Linked DNA regions of Homo sapiens: region 1 is linked to region 2. The links are chromatin loops, found by intact Hi-C in ENCODE. Cell type or tissue: endothelial cell of umbilical vein. All regions are shown on one strand. Links, peaks and the distances in the headings refer to the core of each region. The heading gives the core; the rest is flanking DNA.

Evidence for each region. A loop is a pair of places that touch in the nucleus more often than their neighbours do. Peaks named below come from ENCODE experiments on the same cell type or tissue, not always from the same donor. Only the 100,000 strongest peaks of a DNase experiment are listed, where the experiment ranks them.
Region 1: a loop joins it to region 2, with 14 times the contacts of the local background. A loop is called at or near these places in 102 of 110 quality-filtered maps.

The regions. Positions count from the first base shown.
Region 1 is chr6:154,802,248-154,807,634 of GRCh38, forward strand. It overlaps SCAF8 (SR-related CTD associated factor 8), which reads left to right. Exons shown (of 20, transcript NM_014892.5): 8 at 1,297-1,376; 9 at 3,122-3,239. Among named protein-coding and RNA genes, the nearest start is that of MIR1273C, 48 kb to the right of the region's middle. In endothelial cell of umbilical vein, for the core only: no CTCF peak of the experiment used is centred there; a DNase peak (open chromatin) is centred at 3,204.
Region 2 is chr6:154,672,924-154,678,310 of GRCh38, forward strand. No RefSeq gene overlaps it. Among named protein-coding and RNA genes, the nearest start is that of SCAF8, 58 kb to the right of the region's middle. In endothelial cell of umbilical vein, for the core only: a CTCF peak has its summit at 2,841 (motif pointing right); a DNase peak (open chromatin) is centred at 2,868.

The DNA of each region.
Region 1 (5,387 bases), core at 303-5,302, 130 kb after region 2:
TATCTCCTGTACACTGTATAAGACAGTCTGAATTTTACAAAAGGTTCAAACTTCTGAAAAAAATTAAGTAATTAAAAAAATTTTTCCTAGGCCAGGCACAGTGGCTCACACCTATAATCCCCAGCACTTTGGGGGAGCGCAAGGCAGGCAGATCACTTAAGGCCAGGAGTTTGAGACCAGCCTGGCAAACATGGTGAAACCCCATCTCTATTAAAAATACAAAAATTAGCCAGATGATGCGTGCCTGTAATCCCAGCTACTGGGGAGGCTGAGGAAGGAGAATTGCTTGTACCTGGGAGGTAGAGGTTGCAGTGAGCCAAGATTGAGCAACTGTTCTCCAGCCTGGGTGACAGAGAAAGACTCTTGACTCAAAAAAAAAAAATTTTTTTTGAAACATTTTTGAAACATTTAAAATATTTTCATTTGACTAAAAATAACTAGTCAGTAAAATCTTGTATTCACCACTGAGGCAAGTGATTACTTTCTGAGCTTGTCTGATTTCTTTCATGGGTGCCACATTTTACTGTGATGCTCTGGGTTCTGTAATTTGGACCTGCAAAAATTAAAATTCTTTAATCAATATGTAAAATGTTTAAAGGAAACTTCTCTACAACTAGTCACTATACTGTAACTATAATAAGTTGATGCCTAAATTATTAATAATTAAAGTGTTTCTAAAACTTAAAATCTTTCATGTACAATTTAGTGTGTGATATTCTTAGTATGCTTATTAATTATGGGAATATCATACTACTTGGAAGTGGTGTTCATATTTTTAAAATTTGTACTTTTTATAGGAAAGTAGATACTGATTTATTGGATTATTACTTAGACTGTTTTGGCCAGCAGCTTCTAAGTCTAATATAGTCTAACACTAAATAGCTAGACCACATAAAAAGCCTTTAAATTGAGCATTCAGAAGAATAACAGCATTCTAAGATGAGAACCATATTAGGAATAGATCCATTGAATATGGCCCTAGATGTTTTATCAAGCTTATTACCATGGAAAAACCACCTAATTATTTTAATTCTTAGTCTTCTGTAAAATTTGAGTATTAGTGTTTATCCTGCCTCTATCATAATTTGTTTTGTTATGTAAGATAATACATATCAAAATGCTTTAAAGAAAAGATCTACTCAAAACACTTTATAATAGTATAAAGTGATACAAAATGTTTATTTACACATTAAATGATAGATATAACGGAATGCCATTGACATTTAAAATAGCATTTGTAACTTGTATTTGTGTGAAGCACTTTTTAATATGTCTGTTTCTCCTTCTTTCCCCCAGAAGTTGATGGATAGGTTTGATTTTGGGGAAGACTCTGAGCATAGTGAAGAACCCAAAAAGGAAATTCCAGCTTCACAACTGTAAGAATTTTTTCTTTATAGCCATAGTTTTTTTATATTTAGTGGGATGTTGCCATCTGAATTACTAAGTATACTTAGTAAGTTGGGATTATTATTTCAAGCTGTTGAACCTCTAACATTATACAAAGGTGGTAGAGATATGTCTTGTTGTCTCTTTGTATTATTTTGAGTCTTTTCTCAGATCTTTGCAAATAGACTGTATCAAAGTTACCTATAAGAACATTGATACATATTGGTAAATCTGGTTGTAATATTTTCCATATTAGGCTTTAAGTTATTTAACTTAATTGTAAGAGTGGTTGGAATACTAGGAATGAAGCTTGCTTCTAGTGCTTAGAGGCCACTTCTAGAAAGCATATGAAATTGTGGAAACACATCAACCTAATGAGAATTAAGGATTGGAGTTATGAGGATTTTTTTTTTTGTAAAGAAATGTGTTGTATGTTTTTATTAAATCAGTTACTTTTTTTTCCCTAAACAATTCTGCAGTGCCCAAGGTTCTGTGAGGGTATGTGAATGGACTAGTAGGGGGAAGATGTTGGAGGAGGCAGGGGTAGAAGTTGGGAGAATGGAAGAAGGATGAATGGTGAAAGTCTGTGGGTCTCTTGTTTCAAACAGAAGTTATTAGTTGTATATATTGGGGTAATAAACAAAAACATAATTTTAGAATATGTTAGATACAAATGTATCATTTTAGTAAAATGATTCCCCTTGACAAAATTTAAAAACTAGTATTTTAGATTATGAATTGCAAACTTGCAAGCAGCATTTGAAATCATGTTGATCAGTGTCCTAAACAATGTAAGAATCTCCTTTAACAGTCCTGATGATACAGTTTATTTATCCAGTATTTTAATGCTTTCTGTAATGAGAAGTTAACTAATTGTTATTATTGTGTGTTCTTTTGTTGAGCTGAATCCTGTTTCCTTTATTTTCTATTAATATACACTGACCCATGTTTTGCTTTCTGAAGCAAGGAATCAAATTTACTCCGCTATCTTTAGAGATGTAGCTTTTCATTATTTGAAGACAGGTATCATTCTTCCCCTTAGGTTTATTTGCTTCAGATGAAGTACACTTTTTTCCAACTGTTTCAAGACTTCTCACCATCCTGTTTGGCTCTTTTGGGATGCCCTTTTTATTGTTAATGTCTTACCTTGTGGCACCCAGAATCCCAGGTGTATTCCAGGTGTGAATTTCCAAGAATATAGTTAAACTATTATTTTTTCTTATTTAAACAGTATCTGTCTCTGTTAACATACCTAATAATGTATATGATTTTCTAAAGGAAGAATATTAGTTTTATAAATTTTATGGTCAATTACAATGGTAGATTTCACACATACTGATTGATAGACTGTTTTTCTATCTCATAGTAAGAGAAGGAGTTAAAGTAACAATGTTTAAATGTTTAAACTTTTTATAAATATTGAGATTTTCTTAATATGCTCTAATGAAAAAGCAGTAATTTATATGTATTTAACAGCCTGAGATGGTAATATCAGATCTTCAGCAGAGCATCTCTGACACGTTATCCATCTATTGATGTACAATTGAAGAATGTATTTTTCTTTTAATAATTAATGTTCTCAAGTATTCTACTTTAAGTATTAAAATTGCAAAAGAAAACATGCAGTAGAATATGTTTTATTGAATTGACTTTTTTGTTTTCTTTGAATACTCAGTTATTTTCATAGTATCTTTAGTGGGTTTTAAAATATGTTTCCACCTGTTTTTCCTTTTAGTTCTCACGTTTCAGAATCTGTGAACAATTCCATTTTTCATCAGATAGCAGAACAACTACAACAGCAAAACCTAGAACATCTCAGACAGCAGCTCTTGGAGCAGCAACAGCCTCAAAAGGTTTATAACCCCATCTTGTGGTCTTTAGAGTTATTACTATTTATATTCTATAAATTGGCATTTTTGTGGGTTGGCTTTTTTTTTTTTTAATTGGTCTTAATAGAATATTTTCTCAACTATTTAGCTTTTACCAGCTACTTTATTTCTTTCTAAAGTTTGTTATGGTGATATTTTTTCAACTCTTATTAGTAAGACCATTTTTTTCAGGACCTTTATGGTTTTTTCTGTAATCAAATTGTGTTCTGGTAACTTATGAATGCACATTGTAGAAATTAATTTCAGTGTACTGGAAGTAGAGAACAGGATGGAGGGGGTTTCAGAATTACCACTTAAAACTAAACGTGTTTTTCTCTCTGTTCCCTATCAAGCAAGTTGATGATTATGTTAATGGTGACAATGATGATGGCCATGTAGATTGCTATCTTTAATTTTTAAAACGTATTTGCTGTTAGCATGTAGCAGGAGCTTTATTAGGTATGTGGTAGGCTTGTATACATTTAACCCTCAGGCGATGGGCATTATGACTCCCATTTTATCCCAGAGGAAGTGGAAGCTTGGTGAGATTAAACATCTCATGCAGCAGTGTACAGCTAGTGTTATATATTATCTGACTCAAGATGTGCGGTTATTTTATGCATAGCTAAGAATTTTAAAACATCGATAACTAAATGTAACATCCTTTTGAGTTGTAAGGATCCTTTAAGTTCATCTTACGAATTTGATAATCTTTGACAAAATATTGCACCTTAGAACTGATAAAATATGTTAAGTTGTAGAGCTAGGATTAAATTTATTTCAAAGCCTTTTTCTGCTGTATGTGAGAAATGGTTACGCATGTAAACTGTTCAGAATAAAAGTATTAGGAAACCCCCTTTCCCTCCCCAGCATACATCCTAATATTAAAAAAGTTTTGGCATTAATGAGTTTAACAAAAATATCACAAAATATTTTTGAGTATGTGTTACTTGTTAGGCAAGTGTTACATACAGAGATGAACAGAAATGAGGTTGTGGCATCAGGTAACCTCTTCTCTAATGGAGCACGTACATCTGTATGAACACCTGGCAGAATTCTTTATTTTTGTCATAGAGGTACAGCTGAAGGATTCTAGGAGCATGGAGGGGGGAACAGTTATTTTAGATGGAAGAGATAGCAAACTTGAGACATTGGGGTCTGAACTTGACTTTTTAATGCAAACAGTAATATAAAATGGATGTTAATGATATTTGCTGCATTGGAACTCATGCCTAGAATTATGAGAATGGAATTTCATACCTTTTTTTTGAAGAAACAATTCTGATATAAGTGGCCAGAGTAGGGGCAGTATTTTATGTCAAGCAAATGTATCTGCCTGAGAACCCAGAAGTTGAAGATAGAACACAATTAAGAACATTTAGATGTTGTTTAAAGAAAAAACAAAGTTGTAACTCAAAACAAACAGCTCGTCAGTGATGTAATAATACAAAAATCACAGAACTGCTAAGAGAGGCAGGAGGTAGTCGTGATGGAAGAATTTATCCAAACAACAGATTTGTTGAGCTATAAATGTAACACTTTGTGAATTGCTTTAGTCATAGTTTCATTTTAGAAGGTTTAGCAGAAGCACTGTAATCGTAGTACTTTATGTTTTTAATGGTCTCTCTCTTAGCAGAATCAAGTAGTCTTAACAAGCTTGTAATTAGCACCATGTTATTGAAGTAAAAATAAACTTGAGAGAGAGCGAGTCTGTTGTAAGAATCTCACCTACCAAAAAGAGAGAACTCTGGGCTTAGTTAATTACTCTATATATCAGTTCCAAAATTTCACAGCTTAGAATAATAAGATCCCTTTGAAAGGAATAGAAGTTCTGAAAAACCTCATTGTTCAAAAATGAATCTAATGAAGAAAAGAGAGTGGTAAAACTAGAACTGTTTTTATAAGGTAGATAGTATAAAACCTATGAGAGATTTAGAATGCAGATCTCGGCTCACTGCTACCTCCGCCTCTCAGGTTCAAGCAGTTCTCTGCCTCAGCCTCCTGAGTAGCTGGGATTACAGGCATCCGCCACCGTGCCCTGCTAATTTTTCTGTATTTTCAGTAGAGACGGGTTTCACCATCTTGGCCAGGCTGGTCTTGAACTTCTCACCTCGTGATCCACCCGCCTCAGCC
Region 2 (5,387 bases), core at 334-5,333:
CCATGCATGAAACACACTCTGATGTGAGAAAGACTATTGGACTTGCTTTGTCAATTTGTAATTTTCCCACATGGGTACGGGGAAATATTTTGTTTGCTATAAGAAAAGAAAGAGGCCGGGCATGGTGGCTCACGCCTGTAATCCCAGCACTTTGGGAGGCCAAGGCAGGTGGATCACAAGGTCAGGAGTTCAAGACCAGCCTGGCTAAGATGGTGAAACCCCGTCTCTACTAAAAATACAAAAAATTAGCCAGGCGTGGTGGCGGGCGCCTGTAATCCCAGCTACTCGGGAGGCTGAGGCAGAGAATTCCTCGAATCCGGGAGGTGCAGGTTGCAGTGAGCCAAGATCGCGCCACTGCACTCCAGCCTTGGCGACAGACCAAGACTCCATCTCAAAAAAAAAAAAAGAAAAGAAAGAGACCAATGATGAGAAATGTCAATTTACACTCAGCCTCAGCACTAAAGAGCAGTAAGGAGTGGGGACATCTGGGGAAACTGGAAATCTGAGGGACCGACAGTCGTTATTCAGCTCAGGTCAACAGCTGCCATAAAAGAATGCAAACCTCATTTAAATATTTGAGGATTTTTCAAGAGAAGTAGGAAAATCTATATTTTTTTATTTAACTTGATCCTTTAAATGTTGGCTCAAACGTTTTTTCAACAGCATGCAGGCCAAACAACACTACCCATCTATACCCTCTACAAGACAGACACAAAAATAGTGAGCTGAAAACTCATGTATCAGAGCAGAAAGTCAGTAAATATTTATTTAAATTGATGCCTTTACAGATAGTGATTTTAGCACAGTACTTAGACCTGTGAAGAAAACTGAAAGAACAAAAAGCTGAATGAGTTAAAAGTGGTTATCTTTAAGGACAGCGTAAGAAAGACTATAGTTTTTATTATTTATACTATTTTTTGTTGTTTAAATTTTGTTATTACCTTAAGAAAAAAAATTAAAAAGGAATCAAAAATCTCTCCACAAAAACCCAACTCTGGTTTGACTTCCTTAGCTGGAACCTGTATTTCTATCATCAGACAACAGAAACCATTGCATTCCTGCTGCACCGAGGCCATAACAGCAACTCCACCAGCTTTGCAGAAATGATAACTGTGCAAGGTTCATCAAGTTCTGTGACCAGCTTCGGTGTCTGTAGCCTCCTGTCCCACACTGGGTTGCTCAATATCTTGTTCTTTGCACATACCTAATTCTTCCTGGCAGCTCAGAGAGGGTGTTGACCATATCTGAGGACTTGCAGAGCATGTCCCCAACTCAAGGACCACATGGAGCAGCCTGGAGGCCTCCTCCAGCCCCAGCCAATATCCAGTGACTACACGGGATTTTATCACTGAGCTTTCTGTCACCTCCCACTGCCCCCGCTTCATTAATCTAACACCATCCTTGTGGCTACATCTCTACTCACAAAACCCTCTGAGACAGCCACAACCACCCCCATTCACACCCCTAGAATACCTTTGTCTCCGTGGGTTCTCCATCCAGATTACACAAGCACAAGTTTGTATCCTCCATCTTGCAGAACCTCTCCCCAATCCTTGGAACAAGAGTCATTTGTCCTCAGCTTTCTTCCAACAAAAAGATGGCCCAGAAAGATGGTCCAGAGATTACTCCTATCCCAGAATGATATAAACTACAAGATTTTTGTTTTAATAAAAATAGCTGGGCTAGGCACCGTGGCTCACGCCTGTAATCCCCACACTTTGGGAGGCCAAGGTGGGTGGATCAGGAGTTGACGTCAGGAGTTCAAGACCAGCCTGGCCAACACAGTGAACCCTCGTCTCTACTGAAAATACAAAAATTAGCCAGGTGTGGTGGTGGGCGCCTGTAATCCCAGCTACTTGGGAGGCTGAGACGGGGAGAATTGCTTGAACCTGGGAGACAGAGGCTGCAGTGAGCCGAGATCGCATCACTGCACTCCAGCCTGGGTGACAGAGCGAGACTCCATCTCAAAGAAATAAAATCAAATAGCTAACAGTTGTTGAGTGTTTTACTTCACACTGGGTATTGTTCTAATCTCTGTGGTTTAGGTACATTTATCTCCATTTTAAGCCAAGGAAACTGAGGCACAGAAAAGTTAAGTAACCTGCTCAAAGCAAAAACTTAGTAATTGGCAAAGCATTTGTGTTGTTTTTGTTGTTGCTATTGTTGTTGTTGTTTGAGACAGGGTCTCACTCTGTCACCCAGGCTGGAGTACAATGGTGTGATCATGGCTCATTGCAGCCCCAGCCTTCCCGAGCTCAAGCAATTCTCCTACCTCAGCCTCCTAAGTAGCTGGGACGACAAGCGTGTACCACCATGCCTGGCTAATTTTTTTTTTTTTTTTGTACTTTTTGTAGAGTTGGGGTTTCGCCATTTTGCCAGGCTGGCCTCCAACTCCTGAGTTCAAGCAATCCTCCTGCCTTAGCTTCCCAAAGTGTTGAGATTACAAGCATGAGCCATCATGCCTGGCCACAAAGCCTTTGTTTTAACCCTGCTTCGACTCCAGATCCTGTGCTCTTACTACTAAAATTATATAGTATTTCAATATCAAACAGCCCATGAATGCAAAACGATACACCCATAAAATAGGATGTAATCGCCAAAATCTAATTCTATTGCATCTAGAAGATCTTTATCCACAGTGAAAAGAGTTGAACATCATTGACAGGTTTGAATACATTCAATATTTATACTCTTACCTCCCCCCACCATTACAAATTGTCTAAATGGCATTCTAAGCCTTTATGAATTCAATTAAAAAGAAAAATGCCAAGGCCTGCTCGCTAGAGGTCGCTCTCCTAACTATGGGGTCCTGTTAGTCTTATAGAGTAAGACAGCAGAGTAGGCCAAGAAAGTGATGGCAGCAGCCATCAGTGTGACCAGCAGATGGCATTAGAGTCCCACAGATCCTGAGATTGAGCCATAGCTAAGCAACTTCACTAGGCATACCACATCTGTCAAGGCAGGTTATGCTAAGCTTATTATTTTCACAAACGTTTAAATATAACGCTATTTGGTTGTCAAGATAGTCCACCCAAAACTCATACACAACTCATCTTCTGGGAAAACAGAATAAGTAAGATGTGTTGCTAGAAATAAGGTAGTGAAGGAAAAAAATAAGAGGATTGATTGACAGGAATGAAAACTCAGACTGGATTTTGAGGCTGTTTCTGGATGGCTTCCACCAAAAACCATAGACCCATCTAAGATCAGGGATACAAGGAGGGCTCATGGCTTCCAGCATTTTCCATTGGCCCTCAGCAAGGTGCTCCCCAAGATCAGCGGTCAAGAGAGGTGGTCAATACACACCAGGTTACGTGAGGACTTGGTTATTCTAGAGGAACCCAGAACACAAGTCCATGGCCTTTTCAACCATGTTAGGCGTTGGAGGCCACGTCAGCCCCCATGGATCCACTCTACAACTTTATAAAGAATTTGTTAGGCACCAGTGGCTTGCTTCAGAGTTCTAGTTCCTATGCTGTCAGGGAGTCTACAGCATCCCTATCCACAACTTACCTCCAGGATTTTGCTTAATTTCTGTGGAAAGCGATCTCAACTTCCCAGTTCACACACAGATGCAACCAGCATGAGACATTCCTAGAAATCAACAACCTTTGGTGACTGGTCTATCTCATGCTATTCTACATACTGCTTGCTCACTTCACAAATACGACATTCCAAGAGCACAAGGCTATCTGGTAAGGATGAGTATGGAGATAAATATTAACATCTTTTTACTGTGATGATTTAGCTGGAATAATTAAAACTTATATTTCCACTTATGAAGACTCTGCCTTTTGTTTTTTTAATAGAGATGGAGTCTCGCCATGTTGCCCAGGCTGGTCTCGAATTTCTGGGATCAGGCAATCCTTCTGCCTCGGTGGTAAGATTACAGGTGTGAGCCACCGTGCTCGACCTGAAGATTCTGTTTTACCGCAAGTAAAACCTACCCCCCTTTATCAACACTGTAGAGACTGTTAATAAGTGGCGCTTCTCAGAGCCAAGTACTGAGAGCAACAGTCACATCTTGAATGATGACCGAGACCAGCAACAAGTACTTCTACTTGTATTTTTACTGACTTTAGTTTAAAAATTTTTACTCATTTTAGTTTTAAAAGTATGTCTTTTTAAAGATATATATACATTTAAAGTATATCTTTTTTAACATATACTTTTATATCTTGAGATGTAAACCGAGAAAGGTGAAAGCACTAAGGAAAACCACTTTTTAGGCAGGCTGGGGTACTTAGAATAGACCATTCATAGAAGAAAGATTTAAAGGAACCAGAGAGCTCAACCCAAGAGACAGAACACATATCTGGACTTGTTTGTGCACATCTTCTGAATGCCTTTGTAGAGGACTTCCCTTCTCCTTGAACTGTTCTCTCTAACTCCTTGTTCTGCCTATAAATCCTACTCATCATTTAAAGTTTTTGTTGTTGTTGTTGATTTTGTTGTTGTTGTTGTTTTTGTTTTTGAGACAGGGTCTCGCTCAGTCGTCCAGGCTGGAGTGCAGTGGCTCGATCTCAGCTCACTGCAACCTCCGTCTCCCGGGTTCAAGCAATTCTCCTGCCTCAGCCTCCTCAGTAGCTGGGATCACAGGCACACACCACCATGCCCAGTTAATTTTTCTGTTTTTAGTAGAGATAGGCTTTTGCCATGTTGGCCAGGCTGGTCTTGAACTCCTGGTCTCAAGTGATCCACCCCTCCTTGGCCTCCCAAAGTGCTGGGATTACAGGCATGAGTCACCATGCCTGGCCTAACGTTAAATTTAAATAGTTCCTCCCCTGTAAAATATTCTCCAACCTCCTCAACCACGGTCAGAATCAACAGCTCCAACGTCTCACCCCTCAGTATGTTTTACAAATTGCCATCATTTGTAAAAATCTATCCCATAGTAATAAAAGCGAACAAAGTGCCATTATTAAAGAGTTTATCAATTAAGTCATTGTCAGGCAGGTGACTTGCTGCAGTGGGCTTAGGGGTTAAGAACACAGGCTCCAGCAGCAGACGGTGGCGTTAATTCTTGGTTCTTCCACATACTAGCTGTGTGGTCTCAGGTACGTCATTAAACTTGACCCTGCCTTGTGTCCTCATCCATAAAATGGAGGCAACAGGTCCAGGCGTGGTGGCTCAGGCCTGTAATCCCAGCACCTTGGGAGGCTGAGGCTGCAGGACCACTCGAGCCCAGGAGTTCAAGACCAGCCTGGGCAACATAGTGAGACCACATCTCCACAAAAATGTTTAAAAATTAGCCAGGCATGGTGGTGTATGACTGTGGTCCCAGCTACTCGAGAGGCTGAGGCCGGAGGATTGCTTGAGCCTGGGAGGTCGAGGCTGCAGCAAGATGTGATCGTACCACTGCACTCCAGCCTGGGTGACAGAATGAT